Linked DNA regions of Homo sapiens: region 2 is linked to region 1. Evidence: read pairs that join two places in POLR2A ChIA-PET (ENCODE). Cell type or tissue: Caco-2. All regions are shown on one strand. Links, peaks and the distances in the headings refer to the core of each region. The heading gives the core; the rest is flanking DNA.

What was found. ChIA-PET counts read pairs that join two places held together with the same protein. Peaks named below come from ENCODE experiments on the same cell type or tissue, not always from the same donor. Only the 100,000 strongest peaks of a DNase experiment are listed, where the experiment ranks them.
Region 2: POLR2A ChIA-PET joins it to region 1 with 10 read pairs; 2 of 35 experiments call an interaction of 5 or more read pairs at or near these places.

The regions. Positions count from the first base shown.
Region 1 is chr2:43,514,919-43,526,862 of GRCh38, reverse strand. The region is part of intron 22 of THADA (THADA armadillo repeat containing); the gene reads left to right. Among named protein-coding and RNA genes, the nearest start is that of THADA, 75 kb to the left of the region's middle. In Caco-2, for the core only: a CTCF peak has its summit at 2,378; no DNase peak of the experiment used is centred there.
Region 2 is chr2:42,873,989-42,885,932 of GRCh38, reverse strand. No RefSeq gene overlaps it. Among named protein-coding and RNA genes, the nearest start is that of TRI-TAT2-1, 69 kb to the right of the region's middle. In Caco-2, for the core only: no CTCF peak of the experiment used is centred there; a DNase peak (open chromatin) is centred at 5,888.

The sequences.
Region 1 (11,944 bases), core at 1,817-9,816:
TACCAGCAGTGTGCTTAGTACTGTGCTTGGTTTGGATGATATTATGGTTTTTTTATAAGATGAAGTTCCTGTTATTAAAGAGCTTATGTTTTAGTTTGAGAAATAAGTAGAGATGAAATTCAAAATATTTAACAAAAGGTATGTTGTGAGCACTGACTGGTCAGAACCAACACTGGCTGTATACAGCACCCAGCATCTCTCTGTGTGTGGATGTGTGTGGACTGATTACCAGCCTGGAAGTAAGACCGACACACTTGAACAAGATAAAACTGCCAAATTTTGGGTGAAATTTATAAAACATATAGGAATAGCAGAGAGAGAAAGCAATGGGGATAGGCTGGTAGGGCTTCATGGAAGAGGTGGAATTTGTGCTAATGCATGAGTTGAAAGAAGGAAACATTGTGAGTAAATGTTCAGAGGCTAGAATCAGCAAGGTGAATAAATAAACCTCCTTCCTGTAGTGGTGGAGTTGGTAGGAAATAACCAGGCAAGTTGATAGATTGAGGCCAAATTATAGTGTCTTGGAAATAGATTTACTGTAGCAGGGATGGAGAGAGGCATCAAACATTTTTGCTCTGAAATAGATCATAGGAGGCATCATAGAATGGAGGAATACCAGTAATCTGTGACTCTGGTTCTTAGTTCTGTGTATATTCATTCCATTTATTGGCAATGAGATTGTACAAAAATTAACCTCCCTAACCTTTGATCTCTTCATCTTTAAGGAAAAGGGTATTTGCCCTATTGACAGATCTCTGGCTTTTGTTGTATGAATCAAATAAAATAGATATTTAAGAAGACCTCTTTGCATTATAGAATTTCCTACAAATTTAAAACATGAGATTGATGTTGGTTGTGGGGTTGGCATGTAAAAGCAGTTTTCTGGTTGGAAATGTTAGGTTAGATAGATTGTAATACAGATTATAGTAAGGAGAGCCTGCAATCAGTTATAACAAAGTAGATCTGAGGTGATGAGGGCTTCCTCTTGGGTGGTGGCTCTGGGAATAGAGACAAACATGGGGTTTTAGTTAACTTTTGTCCCCACATAGATAGTAACAACTCCTCACATGATGTATGCTTAGAAGGAAAGCTGTGGACACATTTTATTACATTCATGGTTTTGTATCTCAACAATTTGGGCAGGGCTCAGCTGGGTGATTCTTCCTTAGGGTATTTACTGAGTTCAGTTGGTGGCATTCAGCTGGCAGATGAACTGGTCACAAGGGACCTAAGACAACTTCACTCGCATTTATGGCACCTTGGTGGGACTAGCTAGAAGGCTGGGCCTAGTTGGGACTACATGTAGCCTCTCACCCCAGCATGGTAGTCTTGGGGTTGAAATTCTTATATGGCAGCTTGCTTCCCCCAGAGAGAGTATTCCAAGAGAATCAGCCAGAAGCTGTATGCTCTTTTCTGACCCAGCCTTGGAAGTCTCATTGCATTGCTTTAGTCACATTCCTTTGATTTTAAGTGCATCTTAGGACCAGCCTGGATTCAGTCTACCTTTTGACAGCAAAGTGGCAAGATCATATTGTAGAAGTATACGCAGATAGGAGATGTTGTGGTAGCCATCTTTGAAAAACGCCATCTGCCACATGAACCAACTGAATGTGAATAGTAGAGGTTACTAGGGAGTTCATGGTTGCTTCTGTGATTCTAAGTCTTGGTCACCAGACAAATGGGGTTGATGTTAACAAAACAAAGGAAGTTGAAAGAGGGAATGGTTTGATAAAGATGAGTAAGTTTTTTTGTTTTTTATGTGTTGAGTATGAGATAATGATGGCATACCCTGGTGGAAATACTTAAGTCAGATGTTAGAGATAGGGGATTAGTTTGGGTGATATAACAAAAACAGAGATGTAGATCTGTGAGTTTTCTCCAAAAATATCATAGTAAGATTGCAGTCTTTGGTGGAGAGCATGAAAGGAAAAAAGAACAGAGGTCTAAGGACAGAGGCTTTTGAATAACTGTGGTTGAATGGTACAGTTGAAGGCATTCCGAATAAATGGAGCGGGGAGACTAGGGAATGCCCAATGCCTGGTATCTTAGCCCCTCCTAATCTAGTTTAAAGATTTTCTCATGGCTGTTACTGTTGGCTTTTAACCAACCTGTTAGGAGTTCTCAGCTGTTGCTTTCAAACCAAGTAGTTCTTGATCCCTTTAGAGACATTTCAAATCTGCTGAACAGAATGTTTTGCAGAGAACATCTTTACAGTGTGTGTGGCTTCCTTTTGTTTGGTTTTTATTTTTAAAAGAAAATTTGTTTCTTTTGGAGCCCTTTTGAGAGCGTTTTATAAGCCCTTAAGTTATGAAAAAGTTGTTTAGGCATACAACATTTAAAAAGTTTGCAAAAAGAAATCTGGGCATTCATGAAAATCCACAGAAATGGAGGCCAACTGCTGGCCACCTCTTGAACTACAGCTGTGTTAAGGAAGGAAGCACTTAAAGAGATTAATGGATAAATAACTGAAGAGTTAAACATGACCCACATTGTTTGAATTGGTTTTTAATAGGATTATGCAAAATGTCTTCAAATATAAACTGACTTCACTATTAAACAATCATCTAAGAATAAATAGGGATGGAGACATTGTTACTTTTTCTGGGAATGTTTTGAAAGCAACACTTGCAACACACATAACACAAATAGTGTGTTGAGTTAATTTTCTGTAATCTGATTTTTTTATGTCGTGCTTTCTATTTAGAAGTCAGTGAAATATTCCTGTTCTCCTTAAAAAACATCATTGCTTGCCTGTGCATAATTACTTGTCTAAGCATTTGATTGGAGTGGTTAAGTTTGTTAATGTCATAAAACTCTAAATTCAACTTTTTGGTGACATTCATATTTGCTTGTTTACTTTCTGTGATCTTATTATTTGAAGTCGTTCTTCTGATGAAAATGAACAGACTTCTAGGATGTTAAGTTGGGAATCCAACTTTAATTTGTCCAACCGTAAGATACAAACTTAACTATAAGGGGATAAAATCATTGATTATAATTCTAAATCTAGAAGGGAGATTTATTAGTGCTTGATGTTGTCTTACTCTTCAAATATTCGAATTGCTTTACTTGTAATGTAGCTTAATCTACAGATATTTATTGCAGTAATTATAATCATTTTCACATTATTGGCCTGAAAAAATTAAATTGTGACATTTAGTAGTTTTTGTCATTAAATACTAGTACTGACTCATAGACATCAACAATTCTGTGGACAGAAATCATTTAAATATGTATTTAAACTTTCATCAGTTAATTATAGCTACCATGATTCAAATTCAACAGAAAACTTTTGATGAGCAATTTAAATATAATACTGAAAAAATAATTTCTTCTACCTTTCTGGAGAATGAAAGACCAAGTCTCTAAAGAATATGCAGTTGAGAAATAAATAAATGCAGAATGTAATATATAAGATTTGGGGAAGAGTCATTCAGCTTTGAATGAAAGAATATACAATCTTGTGTAAACTTTATTTTTAATTTAATTTATTTATTTGAGACAGAATCTCTCTGTTGCCAAGGCTGGAGTGCAGTGGCATGATCTTGGCTCATTGCAACTTCTGCCTCCTGGCTTAAGTGATCAGAATCTGTCTCAGCCTCCCAAGTAGCTAGGACTTACGGGTGTCTGCCACCATGCCCAGCTAATTTTTGTATTTTTTGTAGAGATGGGGTTTCGCCATGTTGCTTAGGCTGGTCTCGAACTCCTGGGCTCAAGCAGTATCCCACCTCAGCCTTCCAAAGTGCTGGGATTACGGACATGAGCCACCGCGCCCAGCCTAAACTTTTATTTACATTTCATTTGGGAAATGTGTCTAAATAAGACACTATTTCTCACTGAGTGTCCTATTAATTTTATTTGAAATATGAATAATTAAATAAAGAATAACTAAGAGATGAGCCACCTTGGGGAGCCATATTCTTTTTTTTGTTTTGTTTTGTTGAGATGGAGTCTCGCTGTGTTGCCCAGGCTGGACTGCAGTGGCGCGATCTTGCCTGGGGAGCCATATTCTTTATAGAGAGAAAAATCCTTTTAATTTCCCTTTTCTATTGTGGATTAAAAGAATTTGGAGAAAACTAGAATGTCTTGATGTATACATTCTAAGTGTTTGTTAATGATTCCTGCATTTTTATTTTCATTTTTAAGCCTACTGTAATAGTTGAGTCAGATATTACTGTTTTTCCTCGATATTTGAACACTCATTTAAAAAGTTTTCATAATAACACTTTGTCATTTAGACAATAGCAGAGGGACTTTGTTCTCAGTGAGTAACCTCTATGCCAGCTTTTTAAGTAAAGTTTTAGAATTTTTTTAATATTAATTTTTCTCCTTGATCTTAGGGAATGATTATATTAAATAATTGAGAGAACCAGCTATCTGGTACATCTTCCAATGACTTCTTTTAATCCACTGTATCTTGTCCTTCTCCCCATGGCCCTCTGATTGGTAATTCAATTTAGATTTGGTCATTGTATTATTGCCTGTGCCTGCAGCTAAGTCTTCAAAATAGCCCCCTAATGTTTTAGCCTGCAGTAAGCCTCAATAATGTATGATAGTGGTGAGGGAGGTTAAGATGGCTTCTCTTGATATGTAGCTTTCTAACAGGATTTCATTTGGGCAAATCATTTTTCAGGCTTAAAGTTTCCTGGTGCTTCAGGGTTGTGTTCCTATTTAAAATATACATGCAAACAACCTTCCTGCACACATCTATTAGTGTTTAGTTTCATTGAAATAATAAACATGAACTTTGAAATAATAAATATAATACTTGACCAAAGATTGAATGGAGTTGAATGGGAATTTAGCTTATGAAATAATTAGAGATTGGGAAAATCTCTAAGTTAGAAAAAATAAATCATACTGAAAGAGTTTGAGGAAATGAAGGTGACATTTCTCAGTTAGCAATAGTAATATAAGTTAAAAATAGCTCTGTGCTACTACATGTAGTTGGATGGATGAAGCCATTTAAAAGCCACTTTGTAGTCAGGGAATCGGATTTATTGGTACAAAATAATTGTCTAATGACCAGTTAGTTGGGTATACAGCTTATGTAATTTGATTTTAGTCTGCGGGTTTTATTCTTATCTTAGAATACTTATCCAGTGGGAGTGAGATAGCTCTGTGGATAGGAGTTGGAGTAATCTGTTTATGGAACAATAATTTGCTTCAGTGATCTGCTCAAGACAATACAAAGGCCTGAATAGCAGCTATAGCCTGGCCTGTTCACTTCTGTTACTTTTAGTAGGGGCTTAGGCCATAGCACTTAGCATAGGAAAACAGCAACAACAAACCCCTTACCTTTTTTTTGAGCTGGAGTCTTGCTCTGTCGCCCAGGCTGGAGTGCAGTGGTGCAATCTCGGCTCACTGCAACCTCTGTCTCCCGGGTTCAAGTGAATCTCCCACCTCAGCCTCCCGAGTAGCTGGGATTACAAGAGCAAACCAATATGCCAGGCTAATTTTTTTGTATTTTTATAGAGACTGGGTTTCGCCATGTTGGCCAGGCCAGTCTTGAACTCCTGACCTCAGGTGATCCACCTGCCTCGGCCTCCCAAAGTGCTGGATTACAGGAGTGAGCCACCACGCCCGGCCCTCCCTACCTCTTTTTGTGCATCTGCCTGCCTGCCTGCCTTCTTGTCTGCCTGCCCTCCTGCCCTCTTTCCTTCCCTCTTTCCTTCCTTCTTCCCTCCCTCCCTCCTTTCCTTCCCTTCCTTCCCTCCCTTCCCTACCTTCCCTCCCTTCCCTACCTTCCCTCCCTTCCCTCTCTTTCCTCCCTTCCCTTCCTTCCCTTCCTATCCTTCCCTTCCTTCTCTTCCTTCCCTTCCTTCCCTTCATTCCTTCCCTCCCTTCCCTCCCTTCCCTCCCTTTCCTCCCTTTCCTCCCTTCCTCCCTCCCTTCCTCCCTTCCTTCTTCCCTCCCTCCCTCCCTCCTTCCCTTTCTTTTTTCTTCCCTCCCTCCCTCCTTCTTTAAGAATTTCTACTCTTCATACCGTGCTGCTTTCTAGGTTCTGATTGGGAAAGTCAGGATTTTGGATATAAAAGACTGAGGGAAGCTGGATACATTTTTAGTAAGCTTCCTTGAGAACTGGTAAACCGTTTGTTGTTGTTGTTGTTGATATATATGTGTGTGTGTGTGTGTGTGTGTGTGTGTGTATATATATATACGTATAAATATTTGAGATAGGGTCTTACTCTTTTGCCTAGGCTGGAGCACAGTGGTGTGATATTGGCTCATTGCAGCCTCAACCTCCTGGGCTCAAGCAGTCCTCTCACCTCAGCTTCCTGAGTAGCTGGGACTACAGGTGTGCACCACCATGCCTGGCTAATTTCTTTGTATTTTTTGTAGAGATGGGCTTGTGCCGTGTTGCCCAGGCTGGTCTCCAACTCCTGAGATCAAGAGATCCTCCGGCCTTGGCTTCCCAAAGTGTTGGGATTACAAGCATGAGCCACCGCGCCTGGCCATATTTTGTAGATTAATAACATTTTGTGTTACTGAGTTGTTTATGATGAACCTTGAACCCCTTTTAAGAAGGTTGCAATTTTACAATGTACTCAGAGGCTAAAGACACTGTATATTTTGTATTAATTCGACAAGATAGCCAAATAAAAACAAAATACCTTCAGACAAGAGGCTGTCTGCTTATTTAGTGGAAAGGCATTCACTAACAAAAGCAGGATTTTGGAATTCCCCATAGCTGTGGTTGGTGACTACATAGAGTTGGCTCAAAGAACCAAGGACTGTTTCACTCGAGAACCTTTCTTTTTATATCCTTGCTAGGCCCTGGATTGTGTGATGAAGAACCAAAACAAACAACTAGGGTTTGCTGTATTGTTCTTGGGAACCTTGCATGGTTTCATTTTTACCTCTCAATTCCTTCATTATCATAAACACCAGCAACCCTGGAGTTTTGAAATCACTTCCTTATAAAGAAATCTTTCCTTGCTGGGGAGCAGACAGAAGGTTCATTGAATAGTCAGAACTCTATTCTGCTTTTTATAGGCACAGTGACCTCACTATTGAGAAGACTTAGGGTTCCAGCTCCCTGCTTTTTATACCTGGTTTGTCAATTTTATGCCTACCTGCAGGCACAGCTAATGTGCGCCAGCTGGCACCAGCACTAGTTGCTCCTTAATTATTCAACAAAAGATTTCTTAAACATCTACTGTGTGCCAGATGCTGTGTTTGACTGAGCTCTCTTTGACCATTGAGAATATGATATGGTAGGCCACAGTTACTGTGAACCTAGACATAATTACCAGAGTCTAAATAGGAAACATATAACTGTGGAAGTAAGAGAGGGATGTGAGGACTTGAATAAGGGACTAAGGATTGTATGGGACCATGATGAGGAGTTTTGGGGACATTCTCATCAGGAACTACTTATGTATTTTAGAGTCATTATCTTCTCTATATAACCCAGGGAATGTTCATTGAATTTTCAAAGCATTTTTATTTTATTTTCATTCTAAAGCACTGAGAATCAAGTGATTTATCTATAGCTACACATGTAGTTGGTGATTGAGCCAGCACTAGAATCTAAATGTTTTTCTGGAATTTCATAGCATTTCAGAGGTTAGCAGTTTAACAAAAGTTTATTGATTATTGCTTTCTATAAGGAATTGTGATAGCTAGGATAAAAATATTGATAAAACATGGGCCTTGTTTTTAGAGGAACTTTCAACCTAGCATTTTAATCTTTGGGATTAGATAAGTAAGTCACATAATTTACAAGACAGACGTTAAAGACCAAGACAAAGATCCGCTCACTGAACTGTCTATCCTAGGTGATGAGAAGAATAATTAATGCCAATAACATTGGCAAAAAGCAAGGCAAGCAGGAGGGCATGATGGGAGGGAGAATAATGCTTTAAACATGCTGAGTTAAAGGTAGTTTTGGGAGGCTGCCTAGCGGGATAGCAGACAGTTGGAAATACAGGTCAGGAGATTAGCAGAGGGGTCCAGGTTGGAGATAGTGTGACCTGGGACTCCCCCAATATTTTAGCAGTAAATGTCCAGCATTCTGGGAAATCCTTTAGTCCCAGGCAAATAGGGACAGTTGTTCACTCCAGCTGGAGGTATATGTTTGAAAGTCAGCCAAACAGAGGAAATAGATGAAGCTATGGGCCTAGAGGAGATCTCCTAAAGAGGCTTAAGAAAGAAAGGAAAAAGTTATCATCTTGAATTAAATTTTATAACTATTGTTAAAACTCAGAGACATTGCTCATATGAAACATAGTTTCTACTCTGTGTTCATAAGTGTACAAACCTCGGTTAAATAACACTTTTACATGAACCTGAACTATACTTGCTTTTGAACCCTGTACTTGGTTTTGTTCTTGGGTCTTAGAGAAAAAATGATCTCTTGGGGTAGCAGTTAGGTTAATAGAGTTGATTTTGGTAAGCTGTTTGGGGATTTCAGTAGGAAATATTCTTGTATGAATACTATAACCCTGGTATGTGGAGATTTGCTGAATGTGTTTGTACGTGTTACAGGAAGCTAAGCAGCTGCATCAACTGCTGGCTCTTAACAGTGGCACTTCTCATTGGAAAACATTTTTGTTTGTACTTTCTTTTCTAGTTATTATACCCTCTTTCTTTGTCAACCTGGTTTGTTAGACTGCCATATTCAATGAAGTTAGTAAATTATATGTCATTCATTTATTCAACAAATATTTATTGAGCTCCCTATAGGGTATCAGGCCGTGTTATAGGTGCTGGGAATAGAGAAATAACAGGAAGGAATGTGTCCTTGATACATGGAGATGTAGAAAATAATAAACTATCTGCTAGCAGTGTGTGTTTTTATGTGATAAAGTTTGGTGGTAAGGAAGATTCTTTCCTACTAGACTAAAGTAATATTTCAGCCAGGGCCTGAATGGCAAGAAGCAGCACCTTTTCTGGAGAAGAGCTTTCCAAGCAATGAGAACCACTAACGCCAAAATCTATGGTGTATTAAAGAACAGAATGGTGTAAGATAAAGTTTAATGAGATTGTCCAGATACGTAGGGCTTTGTGAGCCAGGATGAGTTTGGATTTTTTGCTCCCTGGGAAATCTTTGTGTTTTCTGAGAGTCTCCAACCACATGTATATAAAAATAGAAGGTATCTTGGAAATGGTACACACATTAATATTTATGGACCCTAGTAGGTAACTTCAAGATTACGAGCAAATGAAGTGCACGTGCGTTTGATAGAGTTGCATGGAAGCGGGGAGGGGACTGGATGAAAAAATGAGAAACTTCATGGATGTGTAAAATAAATGGACATAAAGTTTCTGTTCCCAGAAAGTATACTATTCCTTTCTAAGCTGCCACTTTGTTCTTTAACCTAACAAAGTGAAAGTCTGTGTTTATGGGAAAGGGAAAGGATTTTCTTCCTTCTTGTGCTTTGTAAGTAAACTATTGTTTGGTAAATAAAGATATTGGCAGAGGCTTACCCTTACTCAGTTGAGGTTATACAAATTACCTTCCTGGCAGTTTGAGTCTTTTCTGGGAATTTTGCTTCAATACGTTGGCTTTAAATGTACTTCATATTTAAATGTGAAATTAATTGCTTTGTGTTTGCAGGTGAAGTAATTTCTTCAGGCTACCATGAATCATTCAGTTAATATAAGAAAGCAGTTTATTAATAGTAATAAACTTCCCCAGTTCCCTAAGGGAGTGGGGGTACCTCGAAAACAAATGAGACACAATTCAATTCAAGTCAGTCACAAAAAGGTTATCTACTGAGTGGCTTTTCTGTAGAGTATTTTAATTTTCTAGCTAGCTCTCTATTCATGTCACCCAGTTCATTTAGAACTATTAATACTTTAACCCCCACCCCAATGGTAGATGTTCAGGGAATGAAATCAATCTGAAAAGTAACCTGAATAAAACATGATCAGGAAGTTAATATCTTAAAAATTGTATTCTCTGGTAATACATTCCAAAGCCACATGAAAACATTTTGTAAATCACGTGCCCTTTGGAATTTTTATTCTGCGGTTCTATTTTTAGGACATAGCATAGTGCAAAGCAACCACTAGCTACCTGATAGATCTCTTTAAAAAATAAAATAGTGAAATTCACTAAAACAAATATTAGAGAGTTGATAGTATTTTCATCATGAGCCAGATCTGAGCATTTAGGGCAGGCACATTGAAATAATGCCTTTTTATTAGGCAAGGGCTTTGGTGTCAATATACATTTTAATTCTCCCTCTGCCACGTACTTGCTATGTAACCTTGAGCAAATTATTTAGCTTCCGTCTCTTCTACCCCCTTATTTTACCCAATTTTTAAACATTAGTGTGAAATATTTGCATGTACTAGAAGGTATAGTGAATACTAAAATTAGCAGTTGTACAACCACGATGTAAATACCTGGAGGAAGAGTATTCACGGCAGAGAGAATGTCAGGTGAAAAAGTCCTGAGAGGCTTGGGCTTAGGGTAGGTATTTAAGGAACATCAGGTAAACCAATTATGACTGGAGTAGTGTGAGCATAGGAAAGAGTTGTAGATGAGATCAGAGAAGTTGTGAGGACTAGACAGCCTAAGACATTGTGTAAGAACTTTGGCTTTTACTCTGAGTAAAATGGGGAGCCATTGGAGTGTTTGTGAACAGAGGAGTGACATGATCTCATCTTTTAAAAGGATTACTCTTACTTCTGTGTTGATAATAGACTATAATAGTGAAAACAGAAAGACCGATTAGTTACAATATTGCTATACTACAGAAAAGAGATAGTGATGACTTGGAAAGTGGTGGAGGAAGTAAAACGTGATCTGAATCTGGATGTAACGTGAAGATAGAGCAGGCAAGGTTTGTTGACAGATTAGATTTGCTATTTGAGAGAGAGAGCATAACTACAAAGTTTTTGGCTTGAGCCCCTGAAGAGATCGATTTGTTATTCTTTTATTAGGATGGGCAAGACTGTGGGTAGAGTAGGTTTTTGGAGGAAGATCAGGAGTTTAGTTTGGGGCATGTTAAGTTTGGCATGTCTAGTAGACACCCCATTGAAACTACTTTAGGTGTACTTTGTTGAAGTACATCCTTTAGAATTTCTTTTGGTGAGAGTCTCTGGAAGGCAGACTTAATCTTTGTATATTTCAGATTGTCTTTTTCTTACCTATGCTTTTGAATGTACTTTAACGGGGTATACAATTCTGGTGGACAGTTGTTTTCCTTCACTGCTTTTGTTATTGCCAGTGAGAAACTTGTGTTTGGTATAATTGATGTTCCTTTGTAGATCTCCAGTTTTTTTTCCTTTAAATCTCCTGTGGCTTGTAAGTTTTTTTATTAATCACAATTTTGCTATGCTTTTTCCAGGTATGGAACTATCGTTATGTATATACACACACATACTTTATGGTTTTTTCATTCTGTATACTGTTTTGGGTAAATTTCCCAGAAAACTATCTTCTAAGTCACGAATTCGTTAGAATTCATCTTATCTGTTTTATATGTGTGTGTGTATATATAGTTTATATATATTATATATAAAATATTATATATTATATATTATATATTATATATAAAATATTATATATTATATTATATATTATATATAAAATATTATATATTACATATTATATATTATATATAATATATTATATATTATATATTATATATTATATATAATATATTATATATTATATATTATATATAATATATTATATATTATATATTATATATAATATATTATATATAATATATAATATATTATATATAATATATAAAATATATTATATATTATATATAAAATATATTATATATAAAATATATTATATATAATATATATATTTATATATATTATATATAAAATATATTATATATAAAATATATATATTTATATATATTATATATAAAATATATAATATATATAATATTATATATTATATATAAAATGTTATATATTATATATAAAATATTATATATTATATATAAAATATACGTAAAATATATATTAT
Region 2 (11,944 bases), core at 1,743-9,742, 640 kb after region 1:
AGCATCCTATCTGCCACTGCCACTTTAAGCACCATTGGATCTGCTGTATCACATGGCCCCAGTGGCAGGGCAGCTTGCACAGCAACCTGGACCTATTGCAGAGCCTTCTCCTGTTCGGAACCCCACTCAAAACTAGCAGCTTTTCAGGTCTCTCAGTAAATGAGCCAGAGTAGCATACCCAAAGGAGGAATGTGTTACTTCCAAAATCTAAAGAGATGTACTAGGCATGAGCCTCTTTCTGGGTTGTAGGACAGGCCAGATGCAACAATTCATCCTTCACCTTATAACAGATATCTCAACATGCCCCATACAACTGGACCTCTAGAAATTTCACTGAGGTCCCTGAATTTTTGTCAGATTTATTTCCCACCCTCTGACACACAAACGTCTTATCAATAAGTCTAGAGTAGTTGCTATTTCTTGCTCAGTAGGTCCAATCAGCATAATGTCATCAATGAAATGAATGAATGAGGTATCTTGTGAAAGCAAAGGTGATCAAGAGCTCTGCAAACTAAATTATGACATAGGCTGTAGAGTTGGGTTTTTTTCTTTTCTTTCTTTCTTTTTTTCTTTTTTAGACAGGGTCTCACTCTATCACCCAGGCTGGAGTGCAGTCGTGCAATCATGGCTCACTGCAGCCTTGGCCTCCTGGGCTCAGGTGATCCTCCCACCTCAGCCTCCCAAGTAGCTGGGACTACAGGTGCATACCACCATGGCCAGCTAATTTTTTGTATTTTTCGTAGAGACAGCGTTTCACCACGTTGCCCAGGCTTATCTTGAACTCCCGGGCTCGAGGAATTCTTGCCTTGGCCTCCCAAAATGCCGGGATTACAGGCATGAGCCATGGTGCCCAGCCAGGCTAAAGAGTTAATATGCCCTTACAGTAGGACAGTGAAGATACACTGCTGGTCTTGACAGCTGAAGGCAAGCTGCTTCTGGTGGGCCTTATGGACAGAGGTAGAGAAAAAGGCATTTGCCAGATCGATAGCTGCATACCAGGTACCAGGGCACATGTTAATTTGTGCAAGCAATGAAACCACATCTGGAGTCACCACCTGGTTAAGCTTACAATAATTCACTGTCATTTTCCAAGATTCACCTGTCTTCTGCCCAGGTCATATAGGACAACTGAATGGGGATGTAGTGGGAATCACCACCCCTGCATCTTCCAAGTCCTTAATGGTGGCACTAATCTCTGTAATCTCTCCAGGAATGCAGTATTGCTTTTGATTTGCTATTTTCCTGGGTAGAGGCAGCTCCACTGGCTCCCACTTGGCCTTTCCCACCATTAATAGCCCTCATTCCATAGGTGGCGATTCTTCCAGCTGCTAAGTATGTCAATTCCAAGAACACATTCCGGAATGGGAGGAATAACCCTGAGTGGGTTTGGGAACCCACAAGACCCATAGTGAGATGGACCTGAGCTAAAACTCCATTGATCACCTGACCTTTATAAGCTCCTGCTCTGACTAGAGGGCCACAGTGACATTCTGGTTCTCCTGGAATTAGTGTCAGTTCAGCCCCAGTGTCCAGTAGTCCCTGAAAATTTGATTATTTCCTCCTCCCTAATCCATAGTTACCCTGGTGAAGGCTGAAGGTCCCTTTGAAGAAGGCTGGGAGAAAGACTAATAGCATACATTTTGGATGTTGTAGGGGAGTCCTTCCTTGAAGAGACTCGGCCTCCCCTCCATTCAAGGGATTCTGGGTTTATAAATTGGTCAAGTCTGAAAACTGATCGAGGAGCTGTGACTCTGTTTTGGTGATTTGGGTTACACTTTTGTTCTCTTGACTTAAAACTTTTCTGCTTAGAAAAATCAACAAAGAACTTAGTAAGCTTCTTCTCTATTTCACTCCTAGGAACACCATGATTAACTAGCCAATGCCATACTAGTCTGCATGAGCCGGATTATTCTGATTGGTGCTTTGCCTCTGCTGTGCATTAAGGTAACTACACCCACCTTGCATTTGATGGCTGGGTGCCGCCACTTGGCCCTGTCACCTTGGAATCCAATTACCCCCTGTTGCATGTAGATTTCCAGTTGAGTGGCTATGGTTTCCAATGTGAAGTCTGGCCTATAGAAAAGAGTGACCACAGAGCTCTCCAGGGATGCTGGGGCTCCCCTCACAAATTTATTCCTCAAAATACTGGTAAAGGGTATGTCTTCTGGACCTTCTCAGTGTGGGTGAAGGGGTCTTAAATGACAGATTCACTTGGACATTCCAATCTCCTAAGTCTTTGAACCCCCTCCTCTGCGTTAAACCAAGGGAGCTCGGGCATTTCCAATTCACTCTTGGTGGCCTACCTTTTGATCCATATTTCAGCCAAACAAACTGTTAGAATCCTTTGTAACTCCCCCACCTGCAAAATTGAATGCAGAATTTCTGCTTAGTGGGTCTATAGCAATAAATTCAGCCTGATTCACCTTTATGTTCCTTCCACCATTACCCCACACTCTCAATATCCACTCCCATGCATGTTCCCCAGATTTCTGCTTGTATAAAGGAATTATTTTGGGGGCAGTACACCTCCTCATGGGTCACACTATGTACCTTACCTTTAGGGGGCTTCTGGGACTCGAGTCTAGATATAGGTCTACAAGCAAAGAATGCTGATGAGGTGGGTCCAGGGGTGAATCTGCCCTGTCTTATATAGCAACTGCTTCAGGGGTGGCCATTACTGTTTCATCAGGCAATGAAGATTTATCCCCACTACTGTGGGTGAGGAAGCCACTTTTGCTAAGGGTGGGTAGGCAACTTCACTGGGGGTAGGGATGCCACTTCCACTGGGCGTAGGCCAGTCTCTTCCATGGTAAAGAAGACTTATGAGAACTTAGAGGCTCAAGGTCTCCAGCTTCATCAAGGTCTTCCCATAGGTCACCCACCCAACTCACAGGATATCATTCTTTCCCAGTCAATGCCCTCACTGTAACAGTAGAGACCATGTGAGGCTGGGAAGTTGTCATTCAGTCAGTCACAGGATTTGTTTTGCATGTGATTTTCAGCAATTTCAGTCCTGAAATAAGGTTGCCCTTCAGGGCACAACTAGAAGATCTTTTATGCACTGTTTGAGCTAGGAATTTGAATCCATGATCTCATCCTTTTCTTTTACAAATCTGTCCAATGACATTAGAAACAAGTAACCAAGTAACCAATGTCATTATATTCCTCAATTTTCCAAAAATGTTTGAAATATCTTAAATGAAGTCACGTAGCTCCTTGCTTCTTATAAGTGGTTGATTAGAAGTATCCAATGCAGATATTTTGCATATCTCTATAAACAGCCAACACCATGAACAATCAGATTAGAGGGCCAGTCTCATAAACCTCAGAACCAATTCAGGAAACTCAACCTTAAAATTCTGTTCTCCTAGAACCACTATTGATACTAAAATCTGCATTAGTCAGAGTTCTCCTGAAAAAGAGAACCAATGGGATACACACACACACACACACACACACACACACACACACACACACACACATTGATTATAGGAGTTGGCTTATGTGATTACAGAGGCTCAGAGCTCCCTCAATCTGCCATCTGCAAGCTAGAGAACCAGGAAAGCTGGTGGTGTAATTCAGTCCAAGTCCAAAGCCCAACAACCAGGAGCACTACTGTCTAAGGGCAGGAGAAGATGGGTGTCTCAGCTCAAACAGAGACAGAGAACAAGTTTGTCTTCCTCTGCCTTTTTGTTTTATTTGGGCCCTCAACAGATTGGATAATCCCCACCCACATTGGTGAGGGCAGTCTTCTTAATCTACTAATTCAAATATAAATCTCTTCTGGAAACACTCTCACAGACACATCCCAAAATAATGGTTTATCAACTATCTGGGCATCGCTTAACCTAGTCCAGTTGACACACAGAATTAATCACCACAGTTGTCAATTAGGAGTAAACCTCTAACATGAGCTGTAAGACTACAGGGACTTTTCCACAGACCAGCTTCTGGCTGTGTGCATTTCAATCTTGTTTCATTTCCACTTCCTACATGCTTCCTGTACTAAGAGCCATAGGACACATTCATGCTGCATCACCCCAGGTGAGTCAACACCATGGGTGGTAGGAGTATTCCTGGAAACCAATCCTCCCCAATAATTGTCATGATACATGGAAGTGACTGAGAGTCACACTCATGAAATATTATATACATATATTGCATCCCACATAAATACATCCCATTTGTCCACATTAAATGCATCCCTCAATTCAAGCTTCCCTAAGCTGGATCCCCAAAATGCCACAGTTATTCCGATATCCCTTGACAGAAGGGAAATGTGACAGAGGGGAAGTCAGGGTGAAAAGAAACAGCAGCCTTGAATGATTGTGGTTGATACAATATACTTTTGCAAATTTTACAAAAATGTGAAAGCATTGCCAGGGCCCCTCCCGGGGCCTTGGAAGGAGCAAGTGGGGGCCCAGCAAAGCTCTGCATGAAGGCACAGCCCTTAGAGATGAAACAGATCAAGAGAAGGGTAATTACTGAGGCAGGGCCTCAGGGCTGCATCCTCTGGCACAATTATGTTAACAAGGTAAATTAGCCCCAGATAAACCTGTACCTAATAAACTTGGGCAGCTTGTGCCTGGAGCCCTCACTAGGAAGGACTTCAAAGTCCATAGCCCAGTCTTCAGAGTTAGTTGTCTCCTGCTGTGGACTCCAGGCCTGTCCATGGGCTGCAGGCCAAGGAAGGGCCTGAATATCGCCTCCCAGGACAACGTGGGTCACATATGAGCAGCCACACTGTCTCACATACACAGACACACCTTCCACCACTCCAAAGCTCATCCATAGCCAGTGCCTCGTCTTACAGAAAACACCACACACACATACATACACACACACACACACACACACACACACACCAACAGCAATTCCTAAACACAGAACCAGGCTCTCCAACAGGCCTGAACATGGGAGGATTCCTCTTTGTAGGGAGAGATGGGGCTGCTAAGGAATTGGAGAAAATTGTTTCCTCTTATTCCCCACCAACAGGATGGGAGTCACAAGGAGCAGGCACCGCTAGCCTCTTTCTAGCTCACACTGGTGCTGGGCTCCGTGGCTCTGCAGACCTGGGCTGCTCACTCACTCTCCCTCCACTTTCACGCAATATCTCTCTTCCATCCAAGTTGCAGGGAAAACCCTGGACCAGACAGTGGGGAAAGATGTTGCATTCACATCGAAAGACTCTGTGCTTCAGAGCAGCTATGGATGGAGCTCAGACTGTGCCAAGCCCACAGAATATCGGCTGGAAAGCTGGGATGATGTCGGCCACTGACCGTCCGTACCCTGCCTCCATCCCAGGACAATAGGAAACAATGTGGGGACAGGGATGGGGAGGTATAAGGACTCTCAATCTCCAGCAGCTGTAGGGTTGGCCAAAGTCCTTGTCCCACAGCCCTGACTTTTCAGTTCCAAACCGGCACAAACTCCAGGTTTGGCCGAGGATCAGCAAAGCGTATTCCAAGAATACCAAGCTGGGAGTCAAGGTCCTGGGTTCAAGACAGTCTGGGGAGAGCAAGGGGAGATAATGGCCACGAGTGTCCTTGGAAGGCCGGGTGGGTGGGTGAGGGGCCCATTGCCCTGAGGAACAAGAGCCCTGAGCGGGCTGACCGGTAGAGCTCTCTGGGCCCGGGCCAGGTCTTTGAGGCTCTTCCGCTCAGGAAAACCCGTTCTCTTTCCTGAGCCAGAGGGAGCAGGAAAACAGGAAACACATGTTCTTCGGGGGAGGCTGAGCACCCAGCCTTGAGAAGCCCCCAGGAGGACCTGCTCCCTGCATGAGAGTGTCCTGCCCCACCTGGGGACCTGCCCGGACCAGCCTTGAGGGAGAAACATGCTTATCAAGCTCATACAAAGAGCCCAGAACTGGTAGGCCAGATGTCTGCATTCCTACTTGCAACATTCCTGTGCAACCTTGGGCAGGGAGCTCCGCCTTTCTGGCCTCTGTCTCTTCCCCCGTCCAGTGGAGGTGACTGGCCCTGCCTTCCTGTCTGCCCTGCCTGCCTCACCAGCTTTGCAACCATAATGTCCCACGCACAGGGAAACACTGCTGGGAATCCTGAGGAGATTCTTTCCCTTCCCATCCTTTAAAACTCAGCCTCCAGGAAGCCTTCTCCGATTGTCCCAAAATGAAGATGGACTCACTTATGAGTGCCCCTCTGGCATTCACCACTTCCCCTCTTTGAGAGGCATGACACATTCTCTGCATCAGACAGAAGTCCTTGATGTCTGGCCATCTTGTCCACAAAATCATGAGCAACCTGAGGTTCAGTGGGTCTGGTTTTTCTTTGCGCCCCTCCCCAGCTGCCAGCAGGTGTGGAAGAAGCACTGGTTAAAAGCACCGCGCCTGTGTTGGATAATAAGTGAGACCTGCCCTCGACCCCACACACACCTCTCCCCTTTGATCCAGTCCTGGCCAGTAAGGACTTGGGATTTTGCCAGTGCAATAACCAGGGCACACCGGGAAAGTGGCTCAGCAGACCAAGAGGTCCCCCTGAGATCTCTCTAAGCTGTCTGTGGCCAGGACAGGGGAGCTCTAGGAAGACTTTGCTGGTCCCGCCTCCACCTGCCTGCATCCTCCTCAGAACAGCACTGCAGGCCTGGCTTGGCTCACTGAGCTCAATATCTCTCAAGGCCAGTGCCTGGGTATGGTTTGAGGGCTCTGAGAAGGAGGCCTTTGGAACCACTCAAGGATGCCTGAAGTGCTGAGACTATGGTGTGTGTGCTGTCTCTTTGAGTGTGCTTGTTGTGTCATTATTCCCTTAGAAGTGTTCATGATTTTTTCCCTCTATTTCCTTTCAGAAGCCTGGCCTGGGCATGGTGACTGGCAAATGCCTTAGGGAAGTTAGGGGGACTGGTGGGGAGGGAGGCCAGGCTGCTAGGTTGGCTCTCCCTACAGAGTGGGAGCTGGCAGAGATGCCCGCCAGAAACGAGTCTCTCTATTCTATCGTGTAGAGCCGGCAATTCCCAGCCACTCTTGGATCTAGGTGGGCCCATGAGACTAGTTGTCACAGATTGAACATAAAGTTAATGATACATGTTACATTCAGGCCAAGGTGGTTAGAAGAGGTTGTGTCTTCTCCACCCACTCTTTCCTGTCTGCTCTCTAGATGCAGAGGACTCAGGCCTAAGGGAGGGTAGAGTCATTTGGTACAAAGAGCTTGGATCCCTGACTCACCACGTGGAAGCCCTCCTACCGACCAGGAGCACCCATAGTGGACTGTTATGTGAGTGACAAGTAGCCTCTATTATGTTCAGCCACTGAAATTTTGGGATTCATTTGTTTCATCAACCCGCATTACCCTAATGCAGTTGCCTTACAGGGACAAGACTGCAAAGAGGAAATGGGTCCAACACTCCAGATCTGCCTACTTAGGCCCAATGTAGGACTTGGAATGTGATTGGGCCCACTTCCTCAGCCTTGGCCATTGGTTTGGCCCCAGTGAGGGGATGCTCTGAGTTCAGGTGACTAAGAGCAGAACTGTCTATTTCTCACTCATTTTCTGGCTTCCCAGAATCAATCCTAGCCCCACTCCAGACCCTCCTACCCTGGGCCTTCCAGCTTGACATTGTGACTGGGAACCTTTCCGAATCCTAACTTTTGACATTACATTTTACCTAGGATGGTCTTTCCAATCTGTCTTGGAGCCTCTCTGGGATCATGGTTCCCTCCCTTCCTCAGAGTCTGCTGAGCCCTGTGAAAGTCCAGGGGCCAGATCAGGCCCATGGCTGCCTACAGCAGAATGACTCCAGGCCAAGGGTGTTCTGTGCCTCATCTCATTCAATCCTCACAATAAGCCCATGAAGTAGAAACCTGGGTCACCATCCTGATTCTGTCCTTTGGATGTCATAATTCCCACGTTGCAGATGAGAAGACCAAGGCATGAAGAAGGCAAACTTGTTCAAGGACATATAGCTCATTTGGTAGGGCCAGGTCTAGAATCCAAGTCATGTGGTCTCTGGAGCCTGCACTCTGAAATCACTAAGTCATACTCCCTTGCAAATATAGGTGTTCAATAAACAGGTGTTAAATTAATTTTTTTTTAATTTTAAAAGGCAAGGCAGACAGATTACCATTGGCCAAATAAAAGCCTCTAGGTTGGTAGTATTAGGTGGCCACGGGATCTTCTGAGGAATGTTCCTAGAGAGTGTGACACTTGGGGTTAAGTCACATGATCTCACTGTGCCTGGTTTTCTTTCCAAGATCCTGTCAGTAGCTCAGGAGCATATGTTTGTATGGTGTGTGTGTGTGTGTGTGTATGTAAATACAACAAAGAGAGGCTTTAAGCAGAGCTATCCAACAGAAATAAGATGCCAGCCATAGGCCGGGTGCCGTGACTTACACCTGTAATCCCAGCTCTTTGGGAGGCCAAGGTGGGCAGATCACTTGAGGTCAGGAGTTCAAGACCAGCCTGGGCAACATGGCGAAACCCCATCTCTACAAAAAATACAAAAATTAGCCGAGTGTTGTGGTGCATGCCTGTAGTCCCAGCTACTCAGGAAGCTGAGGTGGGAGGATCCCTTGAGCCCAGGAGGTGGAGGTTGCAGTGAGCCGTGATCATGCCACTGCACTCCGGCCTAGGTGACAGAGCCAGATCCTGTCTCAAAAAAAGAAAAAAAAAATGCAAGTCATATATATAATTTTACATTTTCTAGTAGCTGCATTTAAAAAAGGAAAAAGAAACATGTAACACTAACTTTAGTAATGGATTTTACTTCATTATGTAAGAAATATTATTTCAACATGCAATGAATGTGAAAAATTAATGAAAGCTGGGTGCAGTGGCTCTCGCCTGTAATCCCAACACTCTGGGAGGCCAAGGTGGGTGGATCACCTGAGGTCAGGAGTTCAAGACCAGCCTGGCCAACATGGTCAAACCCTGTCTCTACTAAAAAAAAATACAAAAATATTAGCCAGGCATGGTGGTGCACACATGTAGTCTCAGCTACTCGGGAGGCTGAGGCAGGAGAATCACTTAAACCCAAGGAGGCAGAGGTTGCAGGGAGCCGAGATCACACCACTGCACTCCAGCCTGGACGACAGAGTGAGACTCTATCCCTGCCCCCCTCCCCTCCAAAAATTAATGAGATCCTTTACATTTCTTTTTTTGTACTAAGCCTTCAAAGTTCAGTATGTACTCTACATGAACAACATGTCTCAACTCGGACTAGCCACATTTCAAGTGCTCAAGAGACATAAGTGGCAAGTGGCCACACTGCATTGCACAGCACAGCTCTGGAGAGGCTCTGGCCTTGTGCGGTCAGGCTGACCCTGGAAATGAGGCTTTACAACTCTCCATATGGTGTGCCTCCCAGACGCTGGAGAGCCCAAATACTAAGGCCTCGCCTAGCAGAGAACTATGAAAGTCCCTAAGTAGCATGCAAGCTAATAAATGCTGCATAAACACAAACTGTTATGTGTTACGATCCAGGGAGCGCAGGAGATGGTTTTAATCTGCGGCAAAATCGGCATGTGTTTGTACTTTCCTATTTACAGTAGGCCTACGAGGAGGCTTGTAAAGAGCTTGAAGAGCGCCAAGTAGACCAGCACTCAATGCAGCTGTTCTGTGTTCCCAATTACTCCAGACCCCCGGGTTACAAGCAAGCGCAGATGAAACCCAGAATGTTTTCACAACCGGGAAGCACTGTCTCTAAACCATGAGGAGAAATCAAGTGAAGAACCAGGTTGGGAAATTGTTGCCAGTTGTGGTATATGGGAGCCAAGGATGGGGCTGGGACCCCAGAAGGAAGTCCTGAGTCCTGCCCTGAATCCTCTGGGGTCTGTGTCTAGGCCTGGAGGTGCCCCATGAGAGAGAAGCTGCAGAAACTCAGGCCTGGCCAGCAGAATAAGAGTGGTCCACTGGAGGCTGGGCCAGCTTCCTGGCATGCGACCTGGGCAGTCACACAAGGCCACTCACTTAAAAGGGGCTATGCTCAGAAGGATCCTGCACTTGAGTTGATGCCCTGGTGTCGCCGTCTTGAAACTCTTAATACTTTTTGAACCATGGGCTCACATTTTCATTTTGACTGGGCCCCACAAATTATGGAGCAGGACCTGAGTGGAGGTCACTGTAAGCAACAACAAGCCCTTTCTGTCTCAGGCCTTCTCCTGAGCTTTCTCCCGTGAGAGAAGCTGAGCAGCCCAAGGTTGGCCTTCCAGGGACCAGTACAGTCCTCTGTCCCCTTCAGTGGTGCAAGGAGAGACCATCCGGAGGAAAGACCGGAGCTGGCCCAACACGGAACTCAGGAGCTGGCCCTGGAGAACGGCACCAGGATGTTGTGTGTTTTCCGAAGTTTCAATCACAATGGTCTCTTTTCATTTAAAGGAAAATACTGCAACCATTTCCTAGCAAAGGTTAAGTCCTTACACTTATTTAAAAAAAAAAAAAAAGTTTTTTATCCTGCCAAGGAATGTGCTTTTTCGAGCTGGCTTCCAGTCCTTCCTGCGGCCAAAGTTCCCTCCCTCCGCTCACAGGGAGAGCCCTGAGGTCCTAGGAGAGTAGCGAGCGGCCCAGCAGCCACTGCTCACAAAGCGGCGCCGGGAGGAGGAGGGAGCTGGCACCTGGTGGCTGTCCCCTGATCTACCCCTAACCAGGCAACCAGGACAGGGGCTCCCTGATGGCAGAAATCCACAGAACCCCCCCGCCCCCCGGCAAAGCCCATTTCAGGCAAGGACCTCCACCTCCTCCCCAGCCATGCGTGCTTTGCCCAAAGGCCACAGACCTGGCCATGAGCTCCCACCTGACGGTTCCCGTCTACCTTTCAGGAAGCAGAGAATCCATTTAATCCCTGGCCTAGACTGGGAATGAGAGTATGCACACAGCACCCGGTGCTCATGGGAGAAGGCCTGAGCAACTAGAAAAGGAGGTGCCTATGCAAGCCCCCACTCCACGCCTCCCCTCCTGTCTGCTCTGCCCAGCACCTGGGGGCCCTGTCTCTAAGACCTGCCCTCCACTCTTGCACTACAGCCTAGGCCTTCATTCCTCATGAATATCACTCCAGCAGTTCTTGCCTCTCCCTTTGGCATCAGTTCTCCCCTCTTTATTGGATTATTCTCGTCGGCAACAAGCATATCCTCCCATCCTTAAAAAAAGTAATAATTGAAAAAAAATGCTCCTGATCATTCCCCCCTCCCTTCCCCCTGAGAGCACACTTTCCAGAAAGAGTTGTCTATATTTGCTGTTTTCAGTCATCCTTCTGTTAGTTCTCTCTTTTTTTTCAATGTACTCTTAATGAATTTCACAAAGTGGCTGCGCCATGTGACCAACACTCAGCTGAAGAAATGAAGCATGAGCAGTATCAGAACCCCTTGGATGCCCCTTTGCTGTCACCACCCCTTCCTCCTTCCCAGATGTAACCTCCACCCTGATCTTTAACACTATATTAGTTTTGTCTGTTTTTGAACATTATATAAATGGAATCATATAGTATGTACTTTTTGGGTTTAGTTTCTTCTCTCAATATTGTTTGTGAGTTTCATCCATGTTATTTGGTGTGTCATATTTATTAATTATCATTGCTGAATAGTAGACTATAGTATTGTCAGAGGCATTTGAACCAGAGCAACTCCATCTTGAATAGCTGGGTAAAATGAGGCTGAGACCTACTGGGCTGCAATCCCAAATGGTTAGGTGTTCTAAGTCATGGGATGAAACAGGAGGTCTGCACAAGATACAGGTCATAAAGACCTTGTTGATAAAATAGGTTGCAGTAAAGAAGCTGGAACCCACCAAAATGAAGATAGACACAAGAGTGACCGCTGGTCATCCATCCTCACTGCTACACGCCCACCAGTGCCATGACAGGTTACAAATGCCATGGCAACTTCAGGAAGTTACCCTATATGGCCTAAAAAGGGGAGGCATGAATAATCCACCCCTTGTTTAGCATATAATCAAGAAAGAATTATAAAATTGGGCAATCAGCAGCCTTCGGGGCTGCTCTG